Linked DNA regions of Homo sapiens: region 2 is linked to region 1. A link is an interaction called in ENCODE POLR2A ChIA-PET data of the cell type or tissue named here. Cell type or tissue: PC-9. All regions are shown on one strand. Each heading gives the region's core, and the rest is flanking DNA. Links, peaks and the distances in the headings are about the cores only.

Region 1 (4,563 bases), core at 1,160-3,659:
TCTAACCACAAACCCCAAGAGTCTGAACGTTGAGACACTCAGGAAGTTGAAAGGGACCTCTCCTCTTCAGAGGCCCGGCCCAGCTCTCAGGAATGGCATGCATCAAAAGGCAGGAAGTCCCTCACAAGTCTGTCCTATCAAGCCACCAGACACTGGTTACCTTTATGTGGCTGCACAAGAGGCTGAGTTCCCAGGGAGGGGCGAGGTGGTCTGGGGCTTTCAAGCCGTGGTGGAACCCACGCCTGAGAAGGGAGGCCTGCCGCTCCCACCACAGGAAGCCTGGCCCCCGCCAGCAACAGAGAGACTCAGAGCCCAGGCCTCAGTGCCCTCATGGGATAAGTGGCATTTTGGTTCCTGTTTCCTTCCCTCTCTGTTTTTCTTTTTCTTTTCATAGATTCTCCAAGCAAATATTAAACATGTCCTGCAAATCTCAGGAATCAGCACACAGAGAAACACAAAGAAGAGTAAGTGGCCTTCTTCCAAGACCTGGTTTATCAAAGGTCTGAGGCAGTCCTGATCCGCTGCTCTCCTCCTGCTGGCTGAGCCTTGCCACTGGCTCAGTGGCCCAGGGTGCCAGCTCCCTTTCCTGGGCCTCCCGGGAAAGGGGAGGGAGAAGGTCGAGGGAGCAAGAGGGTTCCAGGGCTGCCTCCAGGGCTGGCCTGGCAAGTTGCAGCTCTGTCCCTGGCGATTTCCCTGCAGCCAATGGCTGTGGAAGAGGAAAGGAGAGGACCTTTTGATGTGGTGGAGAAGCATCATTGTAGAAGGGAGAGGAATAAGTAAAAGGTTGGCCAGGGAACCATGGCCGGGCACGGTGGCTCCTGCCTGTATTCCCAGCACTTTGGGAGGCCAAGGTGGGCAGATCACTTGAGGCCAGGAGTTCAAGACCAGCCTGGCCAACATGGTGAAACCCCTTCTCTACTAAAAATACAAAAATTAGCCGGGCGTGGTGGTGAGCACCTGTAGTCTCAGCTACTTGGGAGGCTGAGGCAGGAGAAGCACTTGAACCCGGGAAGCGGAGGTTGCAGTGAGCCGAGATCGCGCCACTGTACTCCAGCCTGGGCGACAGAGTGAGTGAGACTCCGTCTCAAAAAAAAAAAAAAAAAAGTAAAATGTTGGCCAGGGAGCCTTGCTGGCCTCCTGAAGGCAGCCAAACATTAAACACACCTACAGTCACAGAGTCCAGCTTAAGGAAGAGGCAGACCAGAAAGTGAAAGTGAAGAAAGAACGGGAGGAGAGATGGGTGGGGGCGCGGATCAAGGCAGAAAAGGGAGGCAAAAGGCAAGGCTCCTAGGGACAGAGAGTGGTGACATGCCAGCTTCTGTTCGTTAAAACCCTGCTCTGGACCATGAACACTGCTAGGCAATTTCGTTATGACAGCTCCTTGCATCCTCCCAGCATTTTACAGCTAAGGAAACTGAAGACCGTGAGGTTAAATTCTTCACCCGAGGTCCACAGCTAGGGATTAGCAGAATCAGTGTTTGAACCCAAGGCTGCCTGACTCCAGTGTCACACCCAAACTGTTCCTGTCTCTCTGTTAGCAGTTCTTAGTTGCTGGGGATTCAGACTCTATTTTGTTGCTTGTGTAGTTCAATACAGCTCCCCCCACTGTGGCCACATTGCAGCCTACAGATGCAATAAAAAGGAGGGGAAGGCATGCATTTCCTTTAAGGGTACACCTGAGGTCAGGAGTTCGAGATCAGCCTGACCAACATGGAGAAACACAACTCTACTAAAAATACAAAATTAGCTGGGCATTGTGGTGCATGCCTGTAATCCCAGCTACCCGGGAGGCCAAGGCAGGAGAAACGCTTGAACCCAGGAGGCAGAGGTTGCGGTGAGCCAAGGTTGTGGTGAGCCGAGATCACACCATTGTACTCCAGCCTGGGCAACAAGAGCGAAACTCCATCCATCTCAAAAAAAAAAAAAAAATGCTGTGAATCTTGAACAGAGAATGCAATAGACAGCAAGAAAGGTCTGGTGGCATCTTCGAAGGAGCCTTCATCTCCTATACTTTCAGGGTGGATATGATGGAAGACTCAGCCCAGGGCCTCATTGTGCATGTAGGAGTTCCAAGTAAATGCTTAGGAAAGGGCATAGTGGGGACGTAGTGGGACCCTGAGACTTAGAATAGGAGCATCTAAGTGGTCACAGACAAGGCTGAGACTCTGGCACTTTTGAATTCTCAAATCCTTCAAAGCTCCCTTGTCTGTTCAGGCAGGTCCTCCCGTGTAGAGGTAACCAACTTATCCCTGCCTAAGGAACCTTCTGTGACTGCACCTAGGACAGTTGCTTCACTAAAAAGGGACACCAGATCTTCTCTTCATTCCTCCAGCATCAAAAGGAGAGTTAGATCCCAACATAGCCCACTTGGGCAGTACAAGGCCTGCTCTAGAAAGAGAATGTCTATACACTAAAGAAGTGGCAGGACCTTGCCAGTTCAAATCCACAAGGGTCTTGGGAGCACGTGTCGGAGAGGATTCTAAGCATTGTGTTAGCCTAAAGATGGTAAACACAAGGCTTGGCTGGGCACAGAGCCTCGTGCCTGTAATTCCAGCACTTTGGGAGGCTGAGGCGGGCGGATCACTCTTCAAACTCCTCAAACTCAGGAGTTTGAGACCAGCCTGGCCAACATGGTGAAACCTGTTTCTACTAAAAATACAAAAAATTAGCTGGGCGTGGTGGTGGGTGCATGCCTGTAGTCTCAGCTACTCGGGAAGCTGAGGCAGGAGAATCGCTTGAACCCAGGAGGCAGAGGTTGCAGTGAGCCGAGATCGTGCCATTGCACTCCAGCCTGGGTGAAAAAGTGAGAATCTGTGTCAAAAAATAAATAAATAAATAAAAATAAATAAATAAATAAAAGGCTTGATTGGGCTGAATTCACTGATACACTCACCCAGGTTTGGGCTTTGGAGTTGGCATGAATAGTCTACAATGGCTAACTCAGACTTGACTTAATAGAGACGTAAAGTTAAAGTTCCACCACCCAGAAGCAGCTGGGTTAGAGGGCGGTGAAATGGCTGCTGAAAGTTCATTTACAGGGTTAGCCTGGAGACAACACCCTGTTGGCTTCAAGTGTTGGCCTACAGGTTGCAGTTATGTCTTTTAAAAGCTGCTAACATTTGGAATTGTCTCCTTCAAAACTAGAAAGTGTACATCTAGATGCCGGGCGTGGTGGCTCACGCCTGTAATCCCAGCACTTTGGGAGGCTGACGCAGGTGCATCAGGAGGTCAGGAGTTTGAGACCAGCCTGGCCAAGAAGGTGAAACCCCGTCTCTACTAAAAATATGAAAATTAGCTGGGCTCTCCCTCTCCCTCTCCCTCTCCCCTCTCCCCTCTCCCCTCTCCCCTCTCCCTCTCGGTCTCCCTCTCCCTCTCTTTCCACGGTCTCCCTCTGATGCCGAGCCGAAGCTGGACTGTACTGCTGCCATCTCGGCTCACTGCAACCTCCCTGCCTGATTCTCCTGCCTCAGCCTGCCGAGTGCCTGCCATTGCAGGCGCGCGCCACCACGCCTGACTGGTTTTCGTACTTTTTTGGTGGAGACGGGGTTTCGCTGTGTTGGCCGGGCTGGTCTCCAGCTCCTAACCGCGAGTGATCCGCCAGCCTCGGCCTCCCGAGGTGCCGGGATTGCAGACGGAGTCTGGTTCACTCAGTGCTCAATGGTGCCCAGGCTGGAGTGCAGTGGCGTGATCTCAGCTCGCTACAACCTCCATCTCCCAGCCGCCTGCCTTGGCCTCCCAAAGTGCCGAGATTGCAGCCTCTGCCCGGCCGCCACCCCGTCTGGAAAGTGAGGAGCGTCTCTGCCCGGCCGCCATCCCATCTAGGAAGTGAGGAGCGCCTCTTCCCGGCTGCCCATCGTCTGAGATGTGGGGAGCGCCTCTGCCCCGCCGCCCCGTCTGGGATGTGAGGAGCGCCTCTGCCCAGCCGCGACCCCATCTGGGAGGTGAGGAGCGTCTCTGCCCAGCCGCCCCGTCTGAGAAGTGAGGAGACCCTCTGCCCAGCATCCGCCCCGTCTGAGAAGTGAGGAGCCCCTCCGCCCGGCAGCCGCCCCATCTGAGAAGTGAGGAGCCCCTCTGCCCGGCAGCCACCCCGTCTGGGAAGTGAGGAGCCCCTCTGCCCGGCCGCCCCTACTGGGAAGTGAGGAGCCCCTCTGCCCGGCCACCACCCCGTCTGGGAGGTGTACCCAACAGCTCATTGAGAACGGGCCGGGATGACAATGGCGGTTTTGTGGAATAGAAAGGGGGGAAAGGTGGGGAAAAGATTGGGAAATCGGATGGTTGCCGTGTCTGTGTAGAAAGAAGTAGACATGGGAGACTTTTCATTTTGTTCTGTACTAAGATAAATTCTTCTGCCTTGGGATCCTGTTGATCGGTGACCTTACCCACAACCCTGTGCTCTCTGAAACATGTGCTGTGTCCACTCAGGGTTAAATGGATTAAGGGCGGTGCAAGATGTGCTTTGTTAAACAGATGCTTGAAGGCAGCATGCTTGTTAAGAATCATCACCACTCCCTAATCTCAAGTTCCCAGGGACACAAACACTGCGGAAGGCCGCAGGGTCCTCTG
Region 2 (4,563 bases), core at 1,323-3,822, 380 kb before region 1:
CTGTGTTTGCCTGGCCCTGCCAGTCTGCAGTTGCGCAAATGGTCCCAACCGGATGTCAGCAAGAGGACAGTGAGGCTGAGAAAAGCCAATGAGAGCAGGAAGCTCTGCATAGGTGGTGGGTGATCCCTGCCTGCATTCATTAGAGATGGTGTTTCCTATGAGAGGCAAGTGACGGGTATGGCTTGCCCTTCTGGAAAGGACCAGGACCCCACCCAATGGTCAGTGGCCCACATGCTGGGGCAGATCCCCAAACAGCTGACTGTGGACCCTGACTTGAAGACAGAGAAGTCATGGGGACCTCACCTGCTGCCTGGGGGAGACCCCAAGAGGAGATGTGGGCATTGGGGATGGTTGCTGTTCTCGAAGGTGGTGGAGGGAATGGTGGGAGGGCCATAAGTCCTCAGTCTTATCGAGAAAAGTACGCCAAGGGGCCTCAGTATAGACCCAGCCCCAAGCTCACATACAGTTCCTCCTGGACCTCGGGCAGGCTCAGGGCCTGTCTGTCACAGCGGGGGTCACAATCCTTCTGTTTCTCTAATTTAGAAATATCCTGTTTCCCCAAGTCCACCTCACCCTAACACCCTGTCTTATCACAAGTCCACTGCCCCTCCCCCATAGAGGGAACAGAGCCAGAAGTTCCTCAGGGGCCCTTTTTCTGTCCTGGCTGGGCCAGAGGCTGGTGTCAACAGCCAAATGATGAATCAGCCCAACGCTAATGTTGAGCCATTGTGTCAACTTCCATGCATTGAGTGAGGTTGAGGACAGCACCCCCAATGCAAATCTGACCTGCAAGGACCCAAAGGACCCCGTGATTCCTGGACCCTCCTAGTCCCCTAAGGGCTCTGGAACCTCTTTCCCAACAGCGAAAGAACCTCAAGTAGGCATTTTCTAAAGCAATCTGAAGACAAAATGTGAAAAACTCAAATACGGATGGAACACTTACTCCATGCACACTTGCAGTTCTTGTTTTTTTGGTAACAGAGCAATCATCACCAAAGTTGAATTGGAGGTAGCATCCATTTTTTCATGGGGATACTTTTTCACCATCTTGCACGCTGAAGTAGGAAATGCCTCCCCAGGGGCAGGGTTGGCAGTGCCCTCTGGCCTCACTGGCTCTGGGCCTCACAGGATGGGTGGGGACTGATCCTCAAGTGCTCTTCTCTTCCTCCCATAGGAGACTTGGCACAGAGGCCTCCTTTTCTTTGGTTCTTTCTCAGCCATTTCCTGTCACGGCTACTCTCGGCCCAGCTAGTCTTGGTATACTGGGTGGCAGGGGATGCGGTGAGGACCAGGGTTTCTGCCTCCCTAAGAAACACCCTGGAAGTCTGAATTCCAGGCAAATAGAAAGTAGAAGGTGGACTGGGCGCAGTGGCTCACGCCTGTCATCCCAGAACTTTGGGAGACCAAGGCCGGTGGATCACTTGTGGCCAGGAGTTCGAGACCAGCCTGGCCAACATGGTGAAACTCCGTCTCTACTAAAAATACAAAAATTAGCTGGGCGTGGTGGTGCATGCCTCCAATCCCAGCTACTTGGAAGCCTGAGGCATGAGAATCACTTGGACCCAGGAGGCGATTGTTGCAGTGAACCAAGATCGTGCTATTGCACTCCAGCCTGAGTGACAGAGCAAGACTTAGTCTCAAAAAACAAAAAATAGCAACAAAAAAGTAGAAGATGGACCATTGAGTGAGTAGATTCCGTGATGGGGAGGTGGGCCTCTGGCTCAACAGGTAGGGCTGGTGCCCAGAGCAAGACTCAGCACCCATCCAGAGCCACAGTAATCAGGTGGGATGTGCCTTAAGTCACCTCCCAAGACAGAGGGCAGGCAAAAGCTGGTACTGGAGAGGAAAACCAGCTCTCCTGTTGGAGGAGTTGCAGGAGGTGAATTCCTCTGGCCAGGGTTTCTCCATGGTGGCCCTGTTGAAATTTTGGGCTGGGTGGTGTTTTGTGGTGGGGAGGGGGCTGTCCTGTGCATTGTCGCATGTTTAGCGGTATCCCTGGCCTCTCTCCACGAGACGCAGTAGCATTCTCTTCTCTGTTCACCACGCTATGACAACCAAAAGTGTAGTACTTAGTGCCACTGAGCTGGATACTTAGAGTTAAAATGGTAAATTTTATGTGATATGTGTTTTACCACAATTTTAAGAATAAAATTGTAAAAAGTAAAAAAAAAAGTGGGCTGGGCATTGTAATCCCAGCACTTTGGGAGGCTGAGGCGGGCGGATTGCTTGAGCTCTGGAGTTCAAGACCAGCCTGGCCAATGTGACGAAACCCCATCTCTACTAAAATATAAAAATATTTTGCTGGGTGCGGTGGTGCATGCCTGTAGTCCCAGCTGAGTCAGAGGGGCCTGCCTGGGGAGGTGGAGGTTGCAGTGAGCCAAGATTGCGCCACTGCACTCCAGCCTGGGTGACAGAGAGAGACCCTGTCTCAAAAAAAAAAAAAAAAAAAAAAGGTGGAAAAAAAGCATAGTGTGGAATTCTACCATACATCTCTAGGCCACAGAGAGTCAATAGGGAAACTGAGACACACAGGATCCCTGCCAGTGCTGTGTCCATCCCCTAACGTGGGGAGGCAGCTGAGTGGAAGGCGCCTCATGATACAACAATTAAAAAAAAAAAAAAAAAGCTGTGCTTAGAGCCAAAAGCCAAGACTGGAAAGACCAGGCAGCTCCCCCACTGTCTGCAAGCTTTCCCATCAAACTCAAGTCCCCCGGGCCAGCGCCCAGCTCTCTCTCCTCGGCCCTGGGGCTGCTCCTTGGAGGCAGGCCTGCCCCATGCCCTATTGCTTATCTAGGGGAGGGCTTATTTTGTATTACTCAGGGGGTGAAAGGGGGTTTAAGGGCCAGAACTGTGCCCTTTAAGCCATTTCCCAAAATAGGCAGCCCTGAAATGCTGCATGCTAGAAGATGACGGGGAACATGAAGGGGAAAGGTCAGCAAAGACTCCGCTCTGCACCCAGCTGGCTCACTGATCTCACAGACCTACCCCACACTGGGCCCCAATTTTTTTTTTTGAGATGGAGTCTCACTCTGTCGCCCAGGCTGGAGTGCACTGGTGCGATCTTGGCTCACTGCAAGCTCTGCCTCCCGGGTTCACACCATTCTCCTGCCTCAGCCTCCCATGTAGCTGGACTACAGGCGCCCGCCACCACGTCCAGCTAATTTTTTGTATTTTTAGTAGAGATGGGGTTTCACCGTGTTAGCCAGGATGGTCTCGATCTCCTGACCTCATGATCCGCCCGCCTTAGCCTCCCAAATTGCTGGGATTACAGGCGTGAGCCACTGCGCACGGCCCTGGGCCCCCTGTTTTATTGGGGGTCACTCAATACCACCTTCCCTCTAATAAGCACAGTGTTTCTGGGTTTTACCTGCCCACCAATGCTGAAAGATCCCTCCAGGATTTCTGGAGGGTGAGAAAGACCCTACTCCTTCCAACAAGAAGCAGAGCCTTAGCGTGGCACAATCAGAAAGGAACATGCTGCATCAAGAGTGGTTCTCAAAGCCCGGGCCCCAGCGTGACGGCAGCAGCTGCGTGTGGACACCTGTTAGAAATGCACGTTTTCGGCACCGCTCCAGACCTAGTGAATGGGAAATTCACAGGGAGTGGGGTGCGCCAAACTATTGATGTTTTAATAAAGCCCGAGGACCACTGACCTGCCTCCAGCCCATACCTCATCTCACAGAGAAGGTGACCAAGGTCTTGAGAGGCTCTATGACTTGCCCAGGGTCACCCAGGCCACAGTAGAATATTACTCTTCATGTTTAAAGTAGATAGGATCTACTTAGGAGGCTGAGAGGGGAGGATGCTTGAGGCCGGGGGACAGAGGTTGCAGTGAGCCAAGATCATGCCACTGCACTCCAGCCTGAGTGACAGAGCCAGACCCTGTCTGAAAAAAAAAAAAGTAGACAAAAGTTCTCCAATTATGCCGATAACATGAAGCCTAAACTAAGAAAGATGGAAAACAGAAAAGAATGCAGTCAATTGGTTTGGCAACAAACAATGGACAGCAATTGGTAACAAACCAATTAAGAGAAAAAAAGAGAGGGAACAGGAAGGCTTTGAAGAGCATGGCTTCAGCCAGGCCCCCTGGGTTCAGTCCTTGCTCTGCCACTGGCTGTGGAACAAGGACAAATTAGTTAACCTCTGGGCCCGTTTCCCCATCTGCAGAGCAAGAATAATAATAGAACCCCCATCAACTGTTAGATGATCTTGGGGATTAAGGTAGGGCTCCAAGTGTCTCACACAGAGGGAGTGCTCAATACATATTAGCTTTAACTGTGACAGAGGAGGAAGGGACCCGCCCAACCGCAAGATAATTAGAGTATAGGGAGAAAACAATCAACATGGAACAAAAGAAATCTGCAGTCTACAGAGGTGGAATAATATCCAGAGGAAAGAGCTGCTGAAGAATTTGGCAATGATGAAGAATCTGGGGATGGTTATGATGATGAATAAGAAATGATGATCTGGCCGGGCGTGGTGTCTCACACCTGTTATCCCAGCACTTTGGGAGGCCAAGGCAGGTGGATCACCTGAGGTCTGGAGTTCGAGATCAGCCTGACC

What was found. Peaks named below come from ENCODE experiments on the same cell type or tissue, not always from the same donor. Only the 100,000 strongest peaks of a DNase experiment are listed, where the experiment ranks them.
Region 2: POLR2A ChIA-PET joins it to region 1 with 6 read pairs; 1 of 35 experiments calls an interaction of 5 or more read pairs at or near these places.

The regions. Positions count from the first base shown.
Region 1 is chr17:64,712,672-64,717,234 of GRCh38, forward strand. No RefSeq gene overlaps it. Among named protein-coding and RNA genes, the nearest start is that of SMURF2, 53 kb to the left of the region's middle. RefSeq lists an enhancer at 322-371. In PC-9, for the core only: no CTCF peak of the experiment used is centred there; no DNase peak of the experiment used is centred there.
Region 2 is chr17:64,331,514-64,336,076 of GRCh38, forward strand. The region is part of intron 14 of PECAM1 (platelet and endothelial cell adhesion molecule 1); the gene reads right to left. Among named protein-coding and RNA genes, the nearest start is that of PECAM1, 57 kb to the right of the region's middle. In PC-9, for the core only: no CTCF peak of the experiment used is centred there; DNase peaks (open chromatin) are centred at 2,318 and 2,748; H3K4me3 peaks cover 1,761 bases; H3K27ac peaks cover 2,500 bases.